Regions from separate parts of the Homo sapiens genome. Here all the other regions are linked to region 3. Evidence: read pairs that join two places in POLR2A ChIA-PET (ENCODE). Cell type or tissue: GM12878. All regions are shown on one strand. Each heading gives the region's core, and the rest is flanking DNA. Links, peaks and the distances in the headings are about the cores only.

Region 1 (7,337 bases), core at 1,463-6,462, 420 kb after region 3:
AAAGGGTGGTAGGGTCCCTCAATCATTGTGACAACCCACAGCTCCTTGAGGTGGTACTTGTCCTACTGACGACACTACACTACAAGCACTGTCCAGCATATTTCCAGCCTGAAATATGCAATGTAACCAAAAAGCCGAGGTTTGGCTGAGAAAGACCTGGGTTTGGCACTCAGTCATTCACTCTCAGTGAGACCCCGAGTAAGCCACTTCACATCTCTGAGCCTCGGTGTCCCAACTATGAGGCTGGCCTCTGCATTTTGTAGCAGCAGCAGCATTTACTATGTCTCACTGCACCTGCTGCAAGCTGCTTGGAGCAAGTCTCCGTCCTTCCCACTCCATCGCTTAGCTGCTGGTTCATGCACCACCCAGCCCTGCCCCATGTTGGCAACAATTTGCAAGGTAGACTAGTTAGTTACTCATGCACATAGTGCTTTTGATCTTCCCACTCCCTGTTGACAAATACGTTCAGCAGTAACATGGTAGATATTAGTATGAACTATCACTATCAGGAAAAAAAGTGTTAAAATGCATATCTATTGGCTCAGTAGAAAATACTCCTTAAGGCTTTAGCTGTTGAAAAAATATACTGTTTGACACTTTCTCAAGTCCAAATGCAGTAGCTCATCGTAACCAAAATCTTGGTAAATATAACACCTTCCCATTGGGATCCCAACTGCAGGCCTTGCTAGCACATGCCTTCTTGAAATGTGTGATAATTAACTGCTTGAAAAATAGAAATCAAATTAGTGAGTGATGTCACAGTGGATTCAAAAGTATGACTACAGCTTAAATTCAAAGGCACAGGGGTGCAGAATATGAACGTTTCATTGTTAAAGTAGAGTTTTTTTTTAAAAAAAAGTTGATAACATGAACTTACGCAAATATCAAATTAACATGCATCAAATATTTTATTCAACTCAATTAATAAAGGAACCAATAAGATGTTGAAACAAACTCTAATGAGAATTTTACCTACAGAGGTTTATATTCTCCACGGGACAAGGTTTTTTTGTTTGTTTGTTTTTTGAGACAAGCTCTCGCTCTGTCACCCAGGCTGGAGTGCAGTGGCATGATCTCAGCTCACTGCAGCCTCGACCTCCCGAGTTCAAGCAATTCTCCTGCCTCAGCATCCCAAGCAGCTGGGATTACAGGTGCCCGCCATCACACCCAGCTAATTTTTTTTGTATTTTTAGTAGAGACAGGGTTTCATCATGTTGGCCAGGCTGTTTTCGAACTCCTGACCTCAAGTGATCTGCCCACCTTAGCCTCCCAAAGTGCTAGGATTACAGGCGTGAGCCACCACGCCCTGCATTTTGTATTTTAATAGAGACAGGGTTTCACCATGTTGGCCAGGCTGGTCTCGAACTCCTGACCTCAGATGATCTGACTGCCTTGGCCTCCCAAAGTGCTGGGATTACAGCTGTGAGCCACTGTGCCTGGCTGCTTTTTCTACCTTCTAGAGGCTACTCACATTCCTTGGCTCATGGCCTATTCCTCCATTTCCAAAGCCAGTAATGGTTTTGGTTGTGTGCTTTTCACTTTGCATCACCTCAGGTTCTCTGCTTCCATGGTCACACCTTTGACTCTGACTCTCTGCCTCCCTCTTTCACTTATAAGGACCCCTGTAATTACTTTGGGCCTACCTGTATAATCAGGAACAATCTCCCCATCTCAAGATCCATGGGGCTGGGCGCAGTGGCTCACGCCTGTAATCTCAGCACTTTGGGAGGCTGAGGCGGATGGATCACTTGAGGTCAGGAGTTTGAGAGCAGCCTGGCCAACATGGTGAAACCCTGTCTCTACTAAAAATACAAAAATTAGCCGAGTGTGGTGGTGGGTGCCTGTAATCCCAGCTACTCGGGAGGCTCAGGCAGGAGAATCGCTTAAGCTCAGGAGTCGAATGCTGCAGTGAGCAGAGATCATGCCACTGCACTCCAGCCTGGGCGACAGAGCAAGATTCTGTCTCAAAAAAAAAAAAAAAATCTGTCGACCGCACAAGCTCCTATAGAGTAACATCATCCTTAGAGAATGTGTGAGACTACACCCTACAATCCACTGAAAGGACACCCAATAATCTCTTTTGCCCTTTTCCTAGTCTTTAACAGTTTTTCCTGGCAATGTCAAGGCTCATAGCAAGGGCGATTTTGCAAGACACAAGATCACGCAGCCCTGGGCCCATGGTGCCTGTGAACAACCAACCACCTGAGCAGGGAAGCAGCTGCCCCTTTCACTAGGACATGGTCACTTTGTCCCTACCCAGCCAACTTGGCTTGTTTCCCTTGGCCTCTGAGAGGGTTAGAGTTTTTCATCCCTGGTTACTGATTAATCATATTATATTCCCTTCCCTCCACCCTGGAGGGATGAAAACAGAGCAGAAACATTTAGTCTATAAACTGGGAAAGAGTTAGAAGGAGACAACGAGGGAAAAGAGACATACAAGTATTAATAGGACACGGACAAAGCCAAACCTTATCCACTTCATAATTTTGTGTATATCTGGCATTGTTCCAGGGCTGGGGCAGGAACAGAGAGTGGGGTGGAGATGTCTCTCCACACTGACCTCTTTCCTGAACCCATTTGGCTCTTGTGGAATAAGGGAGAGCCAGGACATCCCCTATAACAAATCCAAGATGGCTTCACCCTATTAAATGTGTGGACCTGGTGAAATGGAAGTAGCTAGCCACTCTTGATTAAGCCAACAATTTTCAAACTACTCCTGCTCAAAGCCCCATTTAATACTGACTTTCCCCACTGGTTAGTTACTCATCTCCTCCTTCCTGAGCAAATCCTCCTAAACAAATGGCAATTAACTAAGACATAATGAGGAGCTGCCTGATGGAGGCCAGAACATAGTTTCAGTCAAAGCCAGAGTAATTCATTCCTTCCCTTAGCAAACACCAATTGAGCCTCTGCTGAGTGCTAGGCACCAGACCGGCTCTGTGGGAAATAAAAATAAGCCCACTGTCCTGCCTTCAAGGAGCTCCCAGCCCAGTGGGTGGAGAGGTAAGGGTGAAATTGCATGTCCAAAAGCAAAGAGAGGGAAGAAGAGAATTTCAGAATGTTGGGAGAGCAGTAGAGAAAGCACAAAGATGTAGATACAAAGGGCTGTGTTCTTGGCTGGGAACTTCAGATAGAAAGAAGTGGCTGGAGCTAAGAGTGAATGGGAGGTGAGACTGCAGAAGGAGAGGAGGGCCAGGTTAATGTAAGTATGCCTTGAAACTGGGGTTCAATGAGTCCTTCATTTGCTAGGTGTTTGTTGAGTACTTCCTATGCACCCAATACTGAGTCGAGCCCTGCTAACATAAATACAACTGAATACGAAATGGCTCTACCCTCAATAAATCACAATCCAGTGAAGAGAAAGAGCTATGGAAATACTCTCAGTGGAGCAAGTTAAGTGAAAAAATAGATGTGCTTAAGTGCTAAGCGAACTCCGCCCACGGGAATAGCGAGAGGAAGGCAGGCCCCTTGGGAGGTTTTGCAAAGGAGCCATATAATTAGTAACATGCCTCTTGGCATGTTAGAAGTAGAAGACAAGAGGAATTAGGGGATGACAACTCATGATCCACTCCAAGGGTCTATGTTTATAGACACTCTAAAGACACAAAACTCATCATGTCCAGCTCAGTTGGGTAGGTGATGGCTCAGTACCCACTGCATCAAGACAATCTGAGGGCAGATTTCTTTTTTTTTTTTTTTTTTTTGTGATGGAGTTTCATTCTTGTTACCCAGGCTGGAGTGCAATGGCACGATCTCGGCTCACCGCAACTTCCGCCTCCTGGGTTCAAGTGATTCTCCTGCCTCAGCTTCCTGAGTTAGCTGGCATTACAGGTATGCACCACCAAACCCAGCTAATTTTGTATTTTTAGTAGAGACGGGGTTTCTCCATGTTGGTCAGGCTGGTCTTGAACTCCTGACCCCAGGTGATCCGCCCGCCTTGGCCTCTCAAAGTGCTGGGATTACAGGCGTGAGCCATTGTGCCCGAGCTGAGGGCAGATTTCAATCCTGCACACATTCCTTTCTTCCCTTCTGCTGCATATACTTGCTCCTGCATTACATGTGTTGGACTGGTTTCTCCCTGCCCTGTAGCTCTGCAATGAAGCCCAGGATCTGGTTTCTCCCAACTTTTGACCTTGGACTCACTGTCTGGCTGCAGTTCTTTAAACTGCTGATTCTATGAAAGGCCTTTGGGTCACGTCAGCTGCTGCTACCAGTTATTCAGTAACTAACTCACAAGCTCTGAGATTCCCAGTCAGGCGAGAAGGAAGAGCTTGCAGGGGCTCTGCATTCGTTCCGCTTGGCTAACTTGGTGTTGCAAAGAAACTTTCTCCTTCTAGAGGTGAATTCCAGCTTTTACAGTCAGAGGAGCCAAAGTTCTGAGCCTGCAGCGCCATTCCCATCCTCCCCCAGTGCAGGCCAAGTCCACAGTCTTCTTCCTCTTCCCCAACACTGCACCAAAGCCTCTGCTGTCTCATGCTAGCCTGCTTCGTTGGCATCATTTTTTGACCTTCCTGGCCTCATACTTTGCGGGCAAGGAAAATCATAGAATAATTTCTGTTTTCCTGACCTATTGAGAAACTCTGAAATGGTTTGTGCCCCTCATGTAGTCAGAGAGACCCTAAACAGAATCCATTCTGCTGTATTCCTCATGGGACCATTTGGAATACAACAGACCCCAGCAGGCATCAATCATCTGCCATTTCAGCTAAGGAAGGAGAGAGTGAGCCTCTCTTTCATGGCATTCGGTTTCCTGGCTCTGGATTTGACCTATGCGCAAACTTCCAGGGTGGCTTGAGCATAATGATGCTATCAACCAGCTCAGATGCCCTAGGAGGTGGCCTTACAGAAATGGTAGACTTGTGGTATGGCACAAATGTAGGCTGGCTACCTGTCTACACCTGCTCACCAGTCTGGCCAAGCCCTGAGACTGGCTGGGCCTGTCCACAGCACTGAGGCCCATGGGGACAACTATAGCTGTGTGTATGCCCATACAGTTAAGTGTCCTTTATGCTATGGGGTGGGACTTGCTGTGTGCCCCTCCTCCAATAACCTGCCAATTCCAATCATTCTGTACCTTCCTCTTTTTCTTCATGCTGGCCTTTTTCTCCCCCCAGCTTTTTTTGAATTTCAATTAGCAATAATCATGCCTTGGATAAACCTCATCGGCTACAATACTGCCACTGTGCAAAGCTCTGGCCTTTTTTTTTTTTTTCTGCAGGAAAGTATCCATGGGCCAAACCACAAAAGTTTTGAATCTTGAGCCAGTTCATCAACCAGGGCCAGTCCAATGAACCCAGACACAAACACACTCAGGCTTCTGGTTTTGGTGAATGTCAATGCCAGACACACTGTAGTGGGGATGAGGGGCGGAAAGGGGTTTGTCCCACATGAGACCCCATGGCAGCTGGCCGTGGAACTTGGGAAGCCATTGTCATTTTTATCACCCATTTGTCACAATAATACTGAGCCTCACCTGTTTCAAGATCTCAGGGTGGTGCCCTGGAACCTCAAGTGGTGGCATCCTCCTCAGCCACCTGCTGGCATCACTTACAGGCCACCTCCATCCTCCCAGTCACACTTCACTTTCTGACCCTGGCCTTCATCCAGTCCAGTCCAGGTCACTGGCCAAACACATGTGTTTTTAGGGTAAATAATTGCTTATGAGTGACCATCTTCCATCAGCCTCATGCCAACTGCTGCTCGTATTTATACACACTGTCCAGCACTGGGTAAAGCACTGAGTAGGCTCTTTATATGGGGTATCTATTTTCATTATCACTGTGCTATGTGGTGCTTCCTAAATACAAAGTTTTTGAGTTCAGAACCATCTATCTTTCAGTTCTCAGTGTGGCATTCCAACTGCAATGTAATATCTTGCCATGGCCTCAAATTCAACATAATTTTTTTTTTGGTTTTTTGTTTTGTTGTTGTTTTTTTTTTTTTGAGATGGAGTCTTGCTCTGTCGCCCAGGCTGGAGTGCAGTGGCACGATCTCGGCTCACTGCAAGCTCCGCTTCCTGGGTTCACACCATTCTCCTGCCTCCGCCTCCCGAGTAGCTGGGACTACAGGCGCCCGCCACCACGCCCTGCTAATTTTTTTGTATTTTTAGTAGAGATGGGGTTTCACCGTGTTAGCCAGGATGGTCTCGATCTCCTGACCTCGTGATCCGCCTGCCTCGGCCTCCCAAAGTGCTGGGATTGCAAGCGTGAGCCACCATGCCCGGCCTTTGTTTTTGTTTTGAGACAGTCTTGCTTTGTCGCCCAGGCTGGAGTGCAATGGCCCAATCTTGGCTCACTGCAACCTCCACCTCCCAGGTTCAAGCAATTCTTGTGCCTTAGCCTCCTGAGTAGCTGGGATTACAGACGTGCACCACCGCCACACCCGGATAATTTTTGTATTTTTAGTAGAGACGGGGTTTCGCCATGTTGGGCTGGCTGGTCTCGAACTCCTGGCCTCAAGTGATCCACCCACCTTGGCCTCCCAAAGTGCTGGGATTACAGGCATGAGCCACCATGCCTGGCCCAAAATCAAAATAATTAAAAGTGAATTCATTCCCTCCAAATCAGGTTTTTCCTTCCATCTCCTCTATTTCTGTTACCAATTTCTCAGTCCCTGGGATTAAAAAACCTGAAAATCTTCCCTCTAAATCCTCTCTAACAATTATCTCTCATATTTAATCAGTTTTCTGATACTTTAGACTAGATTCTTTTTGAATGCTTCCCTAACCCAGTAGTTCTCAACACTGGTTGTCCATTAGAATTATTAGAGGAGCCATTTTAAAATAAATATGTGGGTCATGCCTGGGGCCACCTCCCTCAGACAGCTGTGTAGGTTATTCACTGCACTAGGGTGAGGGGGTTGTTCCAGCTCACGCTCTCCTTGCTAAGCCTTTGGCCCTAGCATGGAACTACCTTTGACTGGAGAAAAGGAAGCTTTTTTGAACTCACACAAAGGCACTGTAAGGGCTAAGAAAGGTCTGGCCATTTCCCTGAAATTCTGATTCAGCAGACGTAGGCATTTATATTTTAAATAGTTCAGTGAGATATATAAACTTTACTCTTAAATAGTGGTGTTCCTTTCTCCCTCTTTTTGTGATATTATTGTTACACATATTGCTTCTTTGTATCATAAATCCAACAGTATGGTGTTATAATTATTACTTTTTAATTTTTATTTAATTTTTTTTTAATTGAGACAAGGTCTCACTATTTTGCCCAGGCTGGTCTCGAACTCCTGGCCCATCTTGACCTCCCAAAGTCCTGGGATTACAGGCATAAGCCACTGTACCTGGCTATAATTATTACTTTGAAAGAACCTGAGAGAAGAAGACCAAGTAC
Region 2 (7,337 bases), core at 1,463-6,462, 150 kb before region 3:
GATGAGGAACCTGGGACAGGTGAAGGGACAGAATTGGAACCCAGTTCTGTCACCATAGATGCCCCACCTGTTCTACACTGGCCTGTCAAGAATAACAATAATAAAAATTATTATTTTAGAGACAGAGTCTTGCTCTGTTGGCCAGGTGGATTGCAGTGGCACGACCTCGGCTCACTGAAACCTTCGACTCCCAGGTTCAAGCGATTCTCCTGCCTCAGTCTCCCGACTAGCTGGGATTACAGGTGCCCGCCGCCACGCCCAGCTAATTAAAAAAATATTTTTAGTAGAGATGGGGTTTCACCATGTTGGCCAGGTTGGATCTCAATCTCCTGACCTCGTGATCCGCCCGCCTTGGCCTCCCAAAGTGCTAGGATTACAGGTGTGAGCCACCGCACCAGGCCCAATGATTATTTTAAATAATAATAATAATTTTTTTTGAGACGGAGTCTCGCTCTGTCACCCAGGCTGGAGTGCAGTGGTGTGATCTCGGCTTACTGCAACCTCCGCCTTCTGGGTTCAAGCGATTCTCCTGCCTCAGCCTCCCGAGTAGCTGGGACTACAGGCGCCCGCCACCATGCCTGGCTAATTTTTTTGTATTTTTAGTAGAGACAGGGTTTCACTGTGTTAGACAGGATGGTCTCGACCTCCTGACCTCATGATCCACCCACCTCGGCCTCCCAAAGTGCTGTGATTACAGGCATGAGCCACCGCTCCCAGCCTTAAATAATTACTTTTATTTTATTATCATTATTTTTGAGACAGGGTCTCACTCTGTCACCCAGAATGGAGTGCAGTGGTGCCATCTTGGCTCACTGCAACCTCTGCCTCCCGGGTTCAAGCGAATTCTCCTGCCTCAACCTCCCAAGTAGCTGAAAGTACAGGTACGTGCCACTATGCCGAGCTAATTTTTGTATTTTTAGTAGACACAGGGTTTCACCATGTTGGCCAGGCTGGTCTCGAACTGCTGGCCTCAAGTGATCCACCCGCTTTGGCCTCCCAGAGTGCTGGGATTACAGGCGTGAGCTACTGCACCCAGCCTAATTACTTTGAAAAATGGGATCACAGGCCAGGTGCGGTGGCTCATGCCTGTAATCACAGCACTTTGGGAGGCCGAGGTGGGCAGATCACGAGGTCAGGAGTTCGAGACCAGTCTGGCCAACATAGTGAAACCCCGTCTCTACTAAAAATACAAAAAATAGGCCAGGTGTGGTGGTGTGCGCCTGTAATCCCAGCTAGTTGGGAGGCTGAGGCAGGAGAATCGCGTGAACCCAGGAGAAAGAGGTTGCAGTGAGCTGAGATTGCGCCACTGCACTTCAGCCCGGGCGACAGTGAGAGACTCCGTCACCAAAATAAAATAAAAAAAAATAAAAAGATCCTCTAGCCCAAATCCCTCCAACACAGAAGCAGTCGGAGAAGCTTGAAAAGGTTAGATGATAGGCCCATGTAGCTTGTCTGTGGAAAGAGCTAGGCTGCAAGACACCTCTGACTCCGTTGAGTGCTTTCTCTTACTCTCCTTTCCCGATTTAAGACATTAAATCATTTAAGACAGTGTCATTTGGTCGGGCGCGGTGGCTAACGCTTGAAATCCCAGCACTTTGGGAGGCTGAGATGGGCGGATCACCTGAGGTCAGGAATTCGAGACCAACGTGGCCAACATGGCAAAACCTCGACTCCACCAAAAAAAAAAAAAATTAGCCGGGCCTGGTAGCGCGTGCCTGTAATCTCAGCTACTCAGGAGGCTGAGGCAGGGAGAACTGCTTGAACCCGGGTGGCAGAGGTTGCAGTGAGCCAAGATCGCACCACTGCACTCCAGCCTGGGCGACAGAGCGAGACTCTGTCTCAAAAAAAAAATTTTTTTTTAAAAGACAGTGTCATTTGATGGAGTTGCTTTCTTGATCGTTGGCTGCAATGAAAGACCTAGCCTCACTGTCTTTTGTGTTGCCTTGGACCGGCTCTTAGGTTCTACTGCCCTAACAGGCAGTGGAGGCTGGCCTCGAGTGGTAGTCATCCATCTTGCCCTCTTTTCCTACCCTCTACCCCCAACCCCCGAGCTGCTCTCCTGTCTCCTTCCAACACTGTTCTCTTTGGGAATATGCATGTCCAACTTCCCAAGCAGTCTGGGATCTGGAGTAAGATGACTCTTGGTTTAATGGAGTTTTTCCACAGTGCTTGCATGTGCCCCAAGGGTTTGGAAGGTTGGAGAACTAACAAAAAGCAAAGCGCCATCCTGTGTCGTTTCGGCAGGTCTGTGTTCTGTTAAAATATGGAAGAATTAACAGAAGAACGAAGAAATAAGGGCAGAAACTCCACAGGGGAGTACTTGTCTAACCCTGAAAAAGTTCAAGGCTGTTGTTCAAGGTCTGAATTTTTCCCTTGAGATTTGCTTGTAGTCCTTAAAGTCATCTTCAGATCTATCTGATCAAGGCAGCATCCGCGGAAAATTATAAGGTGGGTGGCTGCACTGGAGCCTGTCCTGGCTCAGGGGAGCCGGTGAAGAGTGATTTTTTTCCCTTGGCGTTGGGGGATCAGAGGGGGTGCCCTCTGCTATGCAGGAAGCCCTCCTTGCCCACTAGATAGTTGTCATTCCTCAGGAGATACTCTGTGAGGGGCCGGTGTGTTTTCTCCATCTTGGCACTTACCCTCAGACCCTCCTAAATACCCGGGAGGGCCGTGTTTTTCATCGGAGGTTGAAATGGAACCTCCCCCTGGGTGCCCGGGGAGAGTACCTTGGGGGCAGCGCCCCTCCTTCCGGAGGGCAGCATCCCGGCGGGGGCGGGGGCTCGGCTTTGATGCCAGGGCACCTTTTGTCCCTGGAGACGCTCTGCCAGCCAGGTGCGTGGAGGGAGTGCAGCCCGCCCTCCGGGGCGACGCGCGGGGCTGGGGCGGGCCGGCGGCTCCGGGGAGTGGCGGTCGGGAGCCCGCGAACGCGGGTGGGCGCCGTCGCCTCACTAACCGGGCGCCTCCGGGAAATCCGGGCGGGGTCCGCCGCTCGCACATAGGATTAGCGTCCTCTAAACTCCATCCCTGGGAAAAGCCGCCGCACTTCTCACCCAAACTCGCGGAGCCGAGGGGTTGGGCAGGGGTTGGGCGGGCGCGGGGGCCGCCGAGGCGGATCCGGGAACGGGTGGACCCGGGCGGCCAAGCCTCTTCAGCGCCGGCCCAACCGCCCCGGCCCGGGCCAGTCCAGCGGGGCGGGGGCTGGTGACACAAAGGCGGCGGCGGGTCCTCCGGGCCTCCGACCTCGGGCAGTCGCAGGACGCCCCGGGCCGCCTGACCTTCCCTGGCGTCGCGGCCCGTCCGCCGGCGCCGCCCGTCGCCCGCCCTCAGCCGTCCGGCGAGGTGCGGCCTCCTCAGCCGGCGCGGGGTGCCCTGGTTAACCCCTGCCCGGCAGCGCGGCCGCTGATTGGAGGAGGCGGGGCGCCGGGGCAGCGGGGACCCCCCCCACTCCGCACTTTCCTCGTCCCCTCCCCCTCCTCTCCCACTGTCGGCGCTTCCCCCACCCCCCAGGACCCCCCCTGCCTCCCAGCCGTGCAAATCTCGCGAGGAAACACGCGGTTTCACTAGTGTGTTTACACCGATCAGTACTAATCCGGACCGAACCGATCCGGATTAAGGGGCCGGAGGCGGGTCCTGGGCACCAGCGGTTCCGACCCACCCCGGCCCTCCGCGCCGCACCCGAGTGGCCCCCAGCCGAGCGGGCCCCCACCTCCTGGCCCGGCCTGGGCCCTTCTGCGCCTCCCTTGGCCTTTGTCCAGCGCCAGGAGGCCGGTCCCGCGCCCGCGTCGGGCGCCTGGCTCTGTACGCGAGCCCGGGGATCTGCGGCCTTCGTGCCCCCCCTCCCCCGCCCGCCCTTTCGTGGAGCCCGGCGCAGGCGGCTGCTGCCCGGGCGGGGGGTTGCGGCGCTCAGGGGAGGCCCCGGCTCCGCCCCGGGCCTGCCCAGGGGGAGAGCGGAGCGGCCCGCAGCCGGGTCGGGTCGGGGCCCCTCCCGGGAGGAGCGTGGAGCGGCGGCGGCGGCAGGTGAGAGGCTGAGCCCCGGGCGGGGGAGGGCGCCAGGCCTGGGGCATTAACCGTCCCGGGGACCCTTTTGGCCTGAGGAGCCTGCGACCTGGGCCCAGCTCGGTGTCGGCTCCGGACCGCAGCTCCTGGGCGCTGAGGCGGGAGGGGCTCCCTGAGGGCTGCGGGTCGCTGAGGGGCCGGGCAGAAGATGGGGGAGGCCCAGGCGGCCCCGGCCTGGGATTGGGGCCGGCGGCCGGAGGAGAGACTGGGGCCCCTCGGCAGCTGGAGGCCTCGGCAGCCTCCCGGGCGCCCCCGAGAGCCGGCCCTCCCTTCCTCCGTGACAGGTGGGCCTGGAGTTGGGGAAAGTTTGGAGCCGGCGAGGGGCGCCGGGACCAGGCCCCATCGCTCCTGCTTCCTGGCTGTGGGCTGCAGGGAGGATCCCAGTCCAAGGCCCCGCTGGAATTAGACGGAGTGGCTATTTCCTTAACATGAGTTGGCATTAAACGGAATAACCGCCGGGGCGTCATTTTCCGGGCCGGGCCTGGGGAATGGAGGTTTGGTAAGTGTTGCGAGAGACCTTGGGGTTTGGGAGAGACTGCAGCCTCTGCCATTCCGACCTCGACCTCGACCTCGATTAGGGCAGGGCAAGACGCAAGGAAGGCCACGGGGGAAACTCATTCTCCCAGTCTCTTTTTTTCCTTCTTTTTCTTTTTGCGAAGATGCATTTCAGCCTTTCTGAGAATTTCCTAATTCTCTCTCTAACCTGCACTTGCATGTGTGGGTGAAACTTTAATTTGTCACCTTTTCATTCCCCTTTGCCCCAGGCTCTCAATCCAGGAAGGGAAATGAAATTGAAGGACTTGTAAGGGGGTTGTTACTGGAGATTGTAGAGTTGTTGGATTGCAGAGGAGAATGTTCGATTCATCTTTTCAGTAACTTTAAAATCACACCAACCATTCCAACTACTTAATAATGTGTTCGAAGGGGTTCTATGTAATATGTTTCTTTTCCACTGTTAATATTAAAGAGAGGTTTTCAATGGGTTGTGTAGGAGTTGGTCTCTTGCAAAGGATGGACATATTTGCTGAAAGTAGCCTGTGCATTAATTGGTTATGGAAGTTTAAAAATGGTGTCCTCCTGCCCCTCCCTGCTTGGAAGAAGGGCTAAAAGCAGATGTCCAGAATCAAGAGAAAACTAATGCAGGGAGTGGTCAGAAAAAGATTTTTTAAAGGGATTGTTATGGAGCTATATTAATTTACTGAGTGAATGGAGGTGGATGGTTTTACCATGGGCTCTCTATTAAATTTAAAATAATTCCTTTTCTCATGAGCTACTGTGAGCTCTTCAGAGAAAGGAGCTGTATAATAGTGTTTTTGCAGTTATTTGTAGCTTCTGATTCATCCTGTATTCTTTTGAAATTATTGTCAATGATTCATATTTTTAGTTTAAGGACTACTTCCTGAGTGGGAAATAAATATCTGAAGATACTTAGCTAGATTCGAAGGCTGATAGAAGGAATTTTCTTTTTGCAGGCTAGTTCTTGTTTTGTTCTTTCCCCTGTGCTCAACTTTTGCAGAGATTATGTGAAGGGTTTGAGGGGTTTATTTTTGCTGTTAAAATCAAATCAGAACCAGGGAAGAATAAGTGGCTGTCATAGAAGAGGACTTCTGAGCTGCTTTAAAACTTTTCAATATATTACCGTTTGATGCAGCACATAGTAGTCTACCACTTGTATGCTATATTTACTTGAGATTTACCTGCATTTGATCTTTCAGTGAAATAATTACTGTGAGTTTTGTTCTACAAAAAATTGCCTCCTCACATTTTAGTGTTTATGGTTTCACAGCCTACTCTTTCTTTTTCAGTAGAAATAATGGAAGAATTGCATAGCCTGGACCCACGACGGCAGGAATTATTAGAGGCCAGGTTTACTGGAGTAGGTGTTAGTAAGGTGAGTAAAATGATGATAATGAACACTATTCATATTCTAGTTTAAACACATTTTTTAAATGATTAAGAGCAGTTTGGGTAGGCCCTTCTGATAGTTTGCAGGGGAGAAGATTTGGGTCTTAATTTCAGTGAACTTTTAGATCCTACTAGTCATTCCAGTAGTCATTTAACATGGTAGGTTTGAAAATGTTCTTTATGGGAATATATGTTTCTTCTTCCTTTCTGGTATAGGAGAGGTTTCTCATGGTTCTTGTTACAAGGAAACTAACAGGATGTGTGTATAGATTCTATGCCATATTTTGTTAAAATTTGTCAGCCATTCAGAAAGAAAATTACAAGGCATTGCATAGCTTTGTTACATTGGACTTTGGAGGTAGTTACATGGCAGAGTATTGAAACATTGGCCTCTGTGAAGTCTGCAGACTCTTTACTGGTTGCACCCCCAGACTGGTTTGTTGCTCTTCTCATTCTTCCTTCTTAGTTTTTATTTTTGTTGCAGGAGCATAATATTAGATTAGGCCCCCATTAACGGGCACGTATGAAGTTAAGCAATGTTATAGTTTCCTATGCATGTTTATGTACCCACTGGTCCACCCCTCTGCTCTCATAGGATGATTTTACAATGTGTAAAATGTTTGATTTTAATACAGTACGCAAAGTATATTTACAATATTTTATTTAAAAGCTTCATTGGTCCAAGATCATATTACTTGGGCTTGAGATGTGTGAACGTATGAGCTACTGATTTTTTTTTTTTGAGACAGAGTTTTCCTCTTGTCACCCAGACTGGAGTGCAATGGTGTGATCTCGGCTCACTGCAGCCTCCACCTCCTGGGTTCAGGTGATGATTCTCCTGCCTCAGCCTCCTGAGTAGCTGGGATTACAGGCACCCGCCACCACGCCCAGCTGATTTTTGTATTTTTAGTAGAGACGGGGTTTCACCATATTGGCCAGGCTGGTCTCGAACTCCTGACCTCAGGTGATCCACCTGCCTCGGCCTCCCAAAGTGCTGGGATCACAGGCAGGAGCCACTGTGCCTGGCTGAGCTTTTGATCTTTAACCAATGTGATACAACATTTCTTTCTGTGCTTTTCAAGAAATCCTGTCTCGTGGCAACCTGGGTGTTGATCTCGTGCTTTAGTTAGTAGCTTCTCCAAGGAGAAGGCGTGTTGAGGTTTAGTTGGAAAAATGGGCTTCTTTGATGGGTCTCAAGTTTTGGTGAGCTGGGATAGCTTGATAGGGTTTTTTTTTTTTTTTTTGAGACAGCCTTGCTCTGTCACCCATGCTGGAGTGCAGTGGCATGATCTCGGCTCACTGCAACCTCTGTCTCCTGGGTTCAAGTGATTCTCTTGCCTCAGCATCCTGAGTAGCTGGGATTACAGGCATGCACC
Region 3 (7,337 bases), core at 1,494-6,493:
TCTCTTGATCTCGTGATCCAACCACCTTGGCCTCCTAAAGTGCTGGGATTACAGGTGTGAGCCACTGCGCCCAGCCTAAAATAAAACTTTTTATACATTGGGATTTTGGACCCTTACAAATTTTTACAAATATTTCCTCAAGTATTTGCCCTTCCTCTTTGGTTTATTTAGGGTACGTCTTTGATACACATAAGGCCTTTCCAGGTCCTGCTTGGTGTAGAAGCACAGGAAGGAAGGCCAATAGATTGGACTGTTCAAAACCTTCAGATTTCAGAATCTAAATGCTTTCCTCCTCTCACTTAAGTTCTGTGCTTCAAGTATGTTATTGACTCTGAAGGTCAGCAGTTTTACAGCCTGACAGCCCTGCCTCTGAACGTTCAGATCTGCACTCAGGACAGAGCAGCCACTGCAGTTGACCAGGGAGCAGGTGTGACCCTGCCAGGGGTCTCATTTCTTGTTGGATGATTCTCGGGACTTAATGCTGAAGGAACAGGTTCCCAGGGTTAGGGTGTGAAACTCAACTGTAATATCACAAACCCCTTCAAAGTTCTACCCCGAGGAGGCCAAGAACTCTCTGAGCAGACCTAGCCATCTGACGCTAAATTTCTCCATCCAGCCTGAAAACAGCCTCCTGTCATCCCCCCAGCCCAGCGAGCCCCTCGTGCTGCTGGCGGCTGAGCAGACCAGTGGCAGTTTCTCACAGCTCTCAGGAAAGCCCCAGCTCACAGCAGACAGGTGGGTCCTCTGTGGGGTCAGCTCCAGATCCCTTCCTCCAGTGTGAAGTCATGGGGTCAACGAACCTATCTCAGTTCCTTCTTTGTATTCTTTGTATTTTAGATAGTCATGCACATGGCTTTTTCTGTCAATTTTATTGTAAGCCTGCCTTTGAAAACAAGGTCTTTGGCCCTTTGATCTGAATATTCACTTCTTAGGCAAACTCCAGTGTTTTCTAATGACAGGTGTTCAATAAAAGGAATGAGGGATGAGAAAATTAATTCAAAGAAGTGTAAGCTAACAAAGCAGGCTCATGGTGGAGTTAGCTATTGACTATTTCCAATCCAAGCTCACAAGGATCCCTGGGGTAAAACCCTAGTTCTCTTTGCCTCATCTGCCTCTTCTTTTTTAGTTTTCTTTTTCCTTTCTTTCTTTCTTTTTATTTTTTTTTTGGAGACAGAGTTTCACTCTTGTTGCCCAGGCTGGAGTGCAATGGCGTGATGTCAGCTCACTGCAAACTCCACCTCCTGGGTTCAAGCGATTCTCTTGCCTCAGCCTCCCAAGTAGCTGGGATTACAGGCGACCGCCACCACACCCGGCTAATTTTTTGTTATTTTTAGTAGAGACAGGGTTTCACCATGTTGGCCAGGCTGGTCTCGAACTCCTGACCTCAGGTGATCCACCCACCTTGGCCTCCCAAAGTGCTGGGATTACAGATGTGAGCCACTGCGCCTGGTCCTCACCAGCCTCTTCTGCAAAATGGACAGAATAAGGGAAACAACCAGTAGCTCCAAAGTCTCATTAATTTACTAATAATTGTATTAGATTCTTTCTGTAACAAGTAATAGAAACTCAAAGCAAGATAGTGCAACCAATATGCTGCACAAGTGCAACTTGTAGGGTATCATCAAAATGCAAATTTATTTTGTCTGCCCTTCATAACTTTTTCAGTGGGAGAAGGTTTCCTCTTGCCCCTGGATAAAAGCTGGCTTTCTGGGCAGGCCACATAGCATATGGGCTCTCTCTGAGAATATAAAAGGTCCTTTGGTCCATTTAAATTGCAAAAGCAGCCTCAATTCTGAAATTAAAATATCTAATGTCTGAAAACTATCAAAACCCTGAACTTATCACATCTTCTTACCCTCAGTCTGGCTCCCTATCAAGGTGACCTTTCCTAGGGGGGAACTGGGTTGTCACTCTTCTCTTTCTGTTTCCTAATATTTAAAGCTACCTTTTTTCTCTTAGGAGCTTTCTTTCTTTTTTCTTTTTCCTTCTTTCTCTCGTTTCTTTCTTTCTCTTTTATTTCCCCCTCCCCTCCTCTCCCCTCCCCTCCCCTCCCCTCTCCTCTCCTCCTTTCCTCTGCTCTCCTCTCCTTTCCTCTCCTCTCCTTTCCAACAGTGTCTCACTCTGTTGCCCAGGCTGGAGTGCAGTGCCATGATCTTGGCTCACTACAGCCTCAATCTCCTGGGGTCAAGCAATCCTCCCACCTCAGCCTCCCAAGTAACTGGGGCTACAGGCATGCACCACCATGCCTGGCTAATTTTTTAAATTTTTAGTAGAGACAAGGTCTTGCTATGTTGCCCAGGCTGGTCTCAAACTCCTCAGCCCAAGCAGTCCTCCTACCTTGACCTCCTAAAGTGCTGGGATTACAGTCATGAGCCATCACAGCTGGCCAGGAGCTTTCTTGGGTTCTTTGAAATCTCCTTTCTGGCCCCTCAACTGCAACACCTCCCTTTCATCTGGCCACACTGCACCCCCCCCCACAACCCCCCTGGCCATGGCTCTGCAGGGACCATGCTCCCCCAGGCACTAGCTATCCCCTTTAAGGAGTCCTCCTGGGTAAGGCTTACAGTGGCTCCAGGCTGGTGTACACTTGCTTGCTCTCTCTCATACAGTCCACATCTGGTCCTCAGGAATCATCCTCTCATATTTTGACCAGCCATTGGAGAGGAGGACCTTGCTTCCTAGGCACAGAAACAACTCTTCTCCCAGAGTCCTAGAGCCACAGCTCAAGCCCCCTGGGTTGTCCAAGGAAGGCTCTCTCTTTCAGCTTAAGGAAAAGGAGCCAGCAACTCTTTACAAAGGACTCTCTCCCCACGTGACAACCCAAGCCCTTGGTTACCAAGGCTGGCAATCCCTTCAGGCAGCCCAGCTCACTCTCACTTCTCTGATCTTAAATTTTTAGTCCCCGGGATTTTGTCTTTGAGTCATAATACATTATATTCTCAACACATCAAAGCAGTACTTAAGGTTTGAAGAGTTGTTTGTTCCTCCACAGGGCAGGCCTTAGCTCCAGGCTCCCTCCTCCTCCTCTGTGGCTTTCTCTCCTCGGGTTGCCCTTAACATTATTGCATGTGTGCATATTGTCACTGCCCCACATTTCCATATTTCTACATGTCCTTAAAGCACTGGAGCTGGAAAAAGGCATGATTAGAAAGTGAGTTGGTTTTTTTTGTTTTGTGTTGTTTTTTGAGAAGGAGTCTCACTCTGTCACGTAGGCTGGAAGTGGTGCCATCTCTGCTCACTGCAAGCTCCGCCTCCTGGGTTCAAGCAATTCTCATGCCTCAGCCTCCCGAGTAGCTGGAATTACAGGCGTGTGCCACATGCCTGGCTAATTTTTGTATTTTTAGTACAGACGGGGTTTCACCATGTTGGCCAGGCTGGTCTTGAACTCCTGACCTCAAGTGATCCGCCCACCTCGGCCTCCCAAAGTGCTAGGATTACAGGTGTGAGCCACTGCACCCAGCTGAAAGTGGTTTTTAAGTTAAATTTTAACAATGTTTTCTTTTTCTTCTATTGCTTTCAATAACCCCAAAATTCCCTGGGCTCCTACAGGAACAATGACACTGCCATTGAAATAGACAACTGCAGCAGCTACAAGATACCCTCTCCAGTGGCATCTCCAATCAATTTGAATATACCCATGAGAGCTGCCTTGAGCCACAGCCTCTGGGAACAAGAGGACTGGAATGAGCACCTTCTACAAGTTCATATAGCCAGTTACCTAGGAGAGCACTTCTTGGGAGCCTGACACCTAGGCAAAACATGCTCTTCCTTGCATACGTGTACTTGCTACCACCTCTTATAATGCTCCTTTTCCACTGTGAGCCAAGTGACCTTGGGAGAGGTAAGATGGTGTTTCCAACAAGGTGCTTCTCTACTTCCACCAATAAACTTCCAAGTGAGTCCCTAATTTTTGCAGGTTGGGCTATAGGGAGGCTCCAGTTTGGGAAAGGACTGACTGAGAACAGGAGCAGTTTTTGGAAAAATAGGTGGGAAAAGTTACTGTCTGTGTGTACAGAGAACTACCTGAGACTGGGTAATTTTATTTATTTATTTATTTATTTATTTATTTATTTTGGAGATAGAGTCTTGCTCTGTCTCCAGGCTGGAGTACAGTGGTGCGATCATGGCTCACTGCAACCTCCACCTCCTGGGTTCAAGCAATTCTCCAGCCTCAGCCTCCCAAGTAGCTGGGACTACAGGCACACACTACACCTGGCTAAGTTTTTATATTTTAGTAGAGATGGGGTTTCACCACGTTGCCCAGGCTGGTCTCCAGCTCCTGAGCTCAGGCCATCCAGTCACATTGGCCTCTCAAAGGGTTAGGATTACAGGCGTGAGCCACCAGGCCCAGCCTCGAGTCTGGGTAATTTATAAAGAAAAGAGGTTTAATTGGCTCATGGTTCCCCAGGCTGTACAGGAAGCATGACTGGGGAGGCCTCAGGAAACTTACAATCAAGGCAGAAGGCAAAAGAGAAGCAGACCTGTCCTACGAGTCTGGAGCAGGAGAAAGAAAGAAGTGGGAGGTGCTATGCACTTTTAAACAACCAAATCTCGTGAGAACTCACTATCATGAGAACAGCAAGGAGGAAATCCACCCCCATGATCCAATCACCTCCCACCAGGCACCTCCTCCAACACTGGGGATTAAATTCAACATGAGATTTGGGCAGGGAGACAGATCCAAATCATATATCAGTCTGCTCAGTTGAAACCACACAATAGCCAAGCAAAGCCAAGAAAGCCAGTCCAAGGCTGGCTTGGAAAGGGCCTCTGAGGAGAAATCAACTTTCAAAGGGGCAGGGGGAAATAGAGGTTGAGCTACTGCAAGCCCAAAATAAAAGAAATCCTGAGAAGGATGGTAACCAGCTGGAAGATTCCTTTGTGTTGCTCCACTATATCAAGCAAGAAATTGAGTCTTTGGCTGGGCGCGGTGGCTCTTGCCTGTAATCCCAGCACTTTGGGAGGCTAAGGTGTGCAGATCACTTGAGGTCAGGACTTCGAGACCAGCCTGGCCAACATGGCAAAGCCCTGTCTCTACCCAAAATACAAAAATTAGCTGGATGTGGTGGTGCACACCTGTAGTCCCAGCTACTCAGGAGGTTGAGGCAGGAGAATTGCTTGAACCAGGAGGCAGAGCTTGCAGTGAGCTGGGATCATGCCACTGTGCTCCAGCCTGGGTGACAGAGCCAGACTCCATCTCAAAAAAAAAAAAAAAAAAAAAAAGAATAAATTAGGTCTTCATTGCCCTGTGTTAGTGTAAAGCTATGAAGGCTCCCCTGGCTCATACAACATTTCATTGCTAATGAAAACATGGTGAGGAAGATATTGACTGCCCATCACCAGAAATTCTGATTAATTTGACTGTTTCTTACCCAGAACCTAATGAAAGTGAACTGGAAGACATGGCATCTTTGAGTATTGGGAATGGGGTAGGAGCTTTGGCCAACCTTTATACACATAGGGAATACTTACAAGGAAAATACCATGACTCCTTTTTTTTTTTTTTTGAGACAGTCTTGTTCTGTTGCCTAGGCTGGAGTGCAGTGGTGTGATCTCAGCTCACTGCAACCTCCACCTCTCAGGTTCAAGCGATTCTTGTGCCTCAGCCTCCCAAGTAGCTGGGATTACAGGTGTGAACCACCAGTCCGGCTAATTTTTGTATTTTTAGCAGACACAGGGTTTCTCCATGTTGGCCAGGCTGGTTTTGATCTCCTGACCTCAGGTTATCCACCCTCCTCGGCCTCCCAAAGTGCTGGGATTACAGGCATGAGCCACCACGCCCAGCCCCACCACGCCCACTCCAATATTTAATAAGTATTTGTCAGGCTCCTGCTAGGTGCTAGACACTGCGTTTGACGCTAAGTATATTGGAGAGAACAAGACAGACGGACAAGTTACCTGCCTTGAGGGAGGGTCTGGGAGAGATGCCAAGTCCTATTTTGGAGACATAGTGAAGCCATTAATGTTGACCTGATGTCTGAGCCACCCAGTCTGCAAATGAAAGCTGGAGGCCCTGCTTTCCAGCATGTGTGGTTCACATCCTATGTGGTGCAGAAAGAAAGAACATGGTTGCCCTCCTCTTGTGCATGCTCAGTTGGGCTGAGCAGTCAAATCTGGCTGAATTGAGTCAGAAAAGACATCTGAGTTAAGAGGATGCCTGATGCTTGTTGGTTTTGTCTTGCCTCCAGTAAAATTAAAAACAAGTTTCCTTTCAGTATGTTACAATCAAATAAGCTGAGCATTGTTGGTGCTGGTGAGGGACATCTAGAAGCTGAACTTAGAAAAGACTAATGTGCAGGGTGATTGTACTTCCAAATGCATGCCTGTTGTCCTGGTATCATTATTAATACATACCCATTTCACTCTGAGAAGTGTCCCTCAGTGAATCACAAATCATGTGGCCATCCTATCTATATGGCATACTTATAAACATTGAAAGGCTTGTCATCCCCACTTCTTTGTCTTGGTTTAAGCCTTCATCAGCCCTCACCTAGACTATTGTATTAATAGTAACCCCAGGCCAGGCATGGTGGCTCAGGCCTGTAATCCCAGCACTTTGGGAGGCTGAGGCGGGCAGATCACGAGGTCAGAAGTTTGAGACCAGCCTGGCCAATATGGTGAAACCCCATCTCTACTAAAAATACAAAAATTAGCTGGGCATGGTGGCGCACACCTGTAGTCCCAGCTACTCGGGAGGCTGAGACAGAAGAATCTCTTGAACCTGGGAGGTGGAGGTTACAGTGAGCAGAGATGGCGCCACCGCACTCCAGCCTGGGCGACAGAGCCAGATTCCGTCTCAAAATAAAATAAAGTAAAATAGTAACCCCAATTGGTCTCCCAGACTTTATCATCATCATCATCATAATAGCTAACATCTTTAGAAATTTGCTATCTTCTAAGCACTATGCTGACTTTACAAAGATCACATAAACCACACCACAAGCCATTGAGAAGTAGATCTTATTATTACATTTTATAAATGATAAACCGGAGCCACAGAGAGGTTCAAGAACTTGCTTAAGGTCACACAGGTAGTAAGTAGCAGAGCCAGGACTTGAAGCCAGTCTGTCTAACTCCAAAATCCAAATTACTCTTGATGCCTCTCCAATGTCTTCCCAACTCATTCCCTTTTCATACCTCTAACAGAGCAACTTTTTGACACATAAATCTGACAGAAAGGACCAGGCACGGTGGCTCATACCTGTAATCCCAGCACTTTGGAAGGCCAAGGTGGGCAGATCACTTGAAGTCAGAAGTTTGAGACCAGCCTGGCCAACATGGTGAAACCCTGTCTCTACTAAAAATGTGAAAATTAGCCAGGTGTGGTGGTGCGCGTC

The links. Peaks named below come from ENCODE experiments on the same cell type or tissue, not always from the same donor. Only the 100,000 strongest peaks of a DNase experiment are listed, where the experiment ranks them.
Region 1: POLR2A ChIA-PET joins it to region 3 with 6 read pairs; 1 of 35 experiments calls an interaction of 5 or more read pairs at or near these places.
Region 2: POLR2A ChIA-PET joins it to region 3 with 8 read pairs; 2 of 35 experiments call an interaction of 5 or more read pairs at or near these places.

What each region holds. Positions count from the first base shown.
Region 1 is chr7:129,098,509-129,105,845 of GRCh38, forward strand. LOC124901863 (U4 spliceosomal RNA) reads right to left here and starts at 5,192; the gene lies at 5,047-5,192. It also overlaps the pseudogene LOC112267982. RefSeq lists an enhancer at 376-535. In GM12878, for the core only: no CTCF peak of the experiment used is centred there; a DNase peak (open chromatin) is centred at 4,304; H3K27ac peaks cover 279 bases.
Region 2 is chr7:128,527,784-128,535,120 of GRCh38, forward strand. No RefSeq gene overlaps it. Among named protein-coding and RNA genes, the nearest start is that of METTL2B, 55 kb to the left of the region's middle. RefSeq lists silencers at 3,542-4,091, 4,202-4,321. In GM12878, for the core only: no CTCF peak of the experiment used is centred there; a DNase peak (open chromatin) is centred at 3,468; H3K4me3 peaks cover 3,390 bases; H3K27ac peaks cover 2,565 bases.
Region 3 is chr7:128,679,415-128,686,751 of GRCh38, forward strand. GARIN1A (golgi associated RAB2 interactor 1A) reads left to right here. Exons shown (of 5, transcript NM_001128926.4): 4 at 617-735; 5 at 3,550-7,337. The coding sequence ends at 3,745. Among named protein-coding and RNA genes, the nearest start is that of GARIN1A, 11 kb to the left of the region's middle. In GM12878, for the core only: no CTCF peak of the experiment used is centred there; no DNase peak of the experiment used is centred there; H3K27ac peaks cover 342 bases.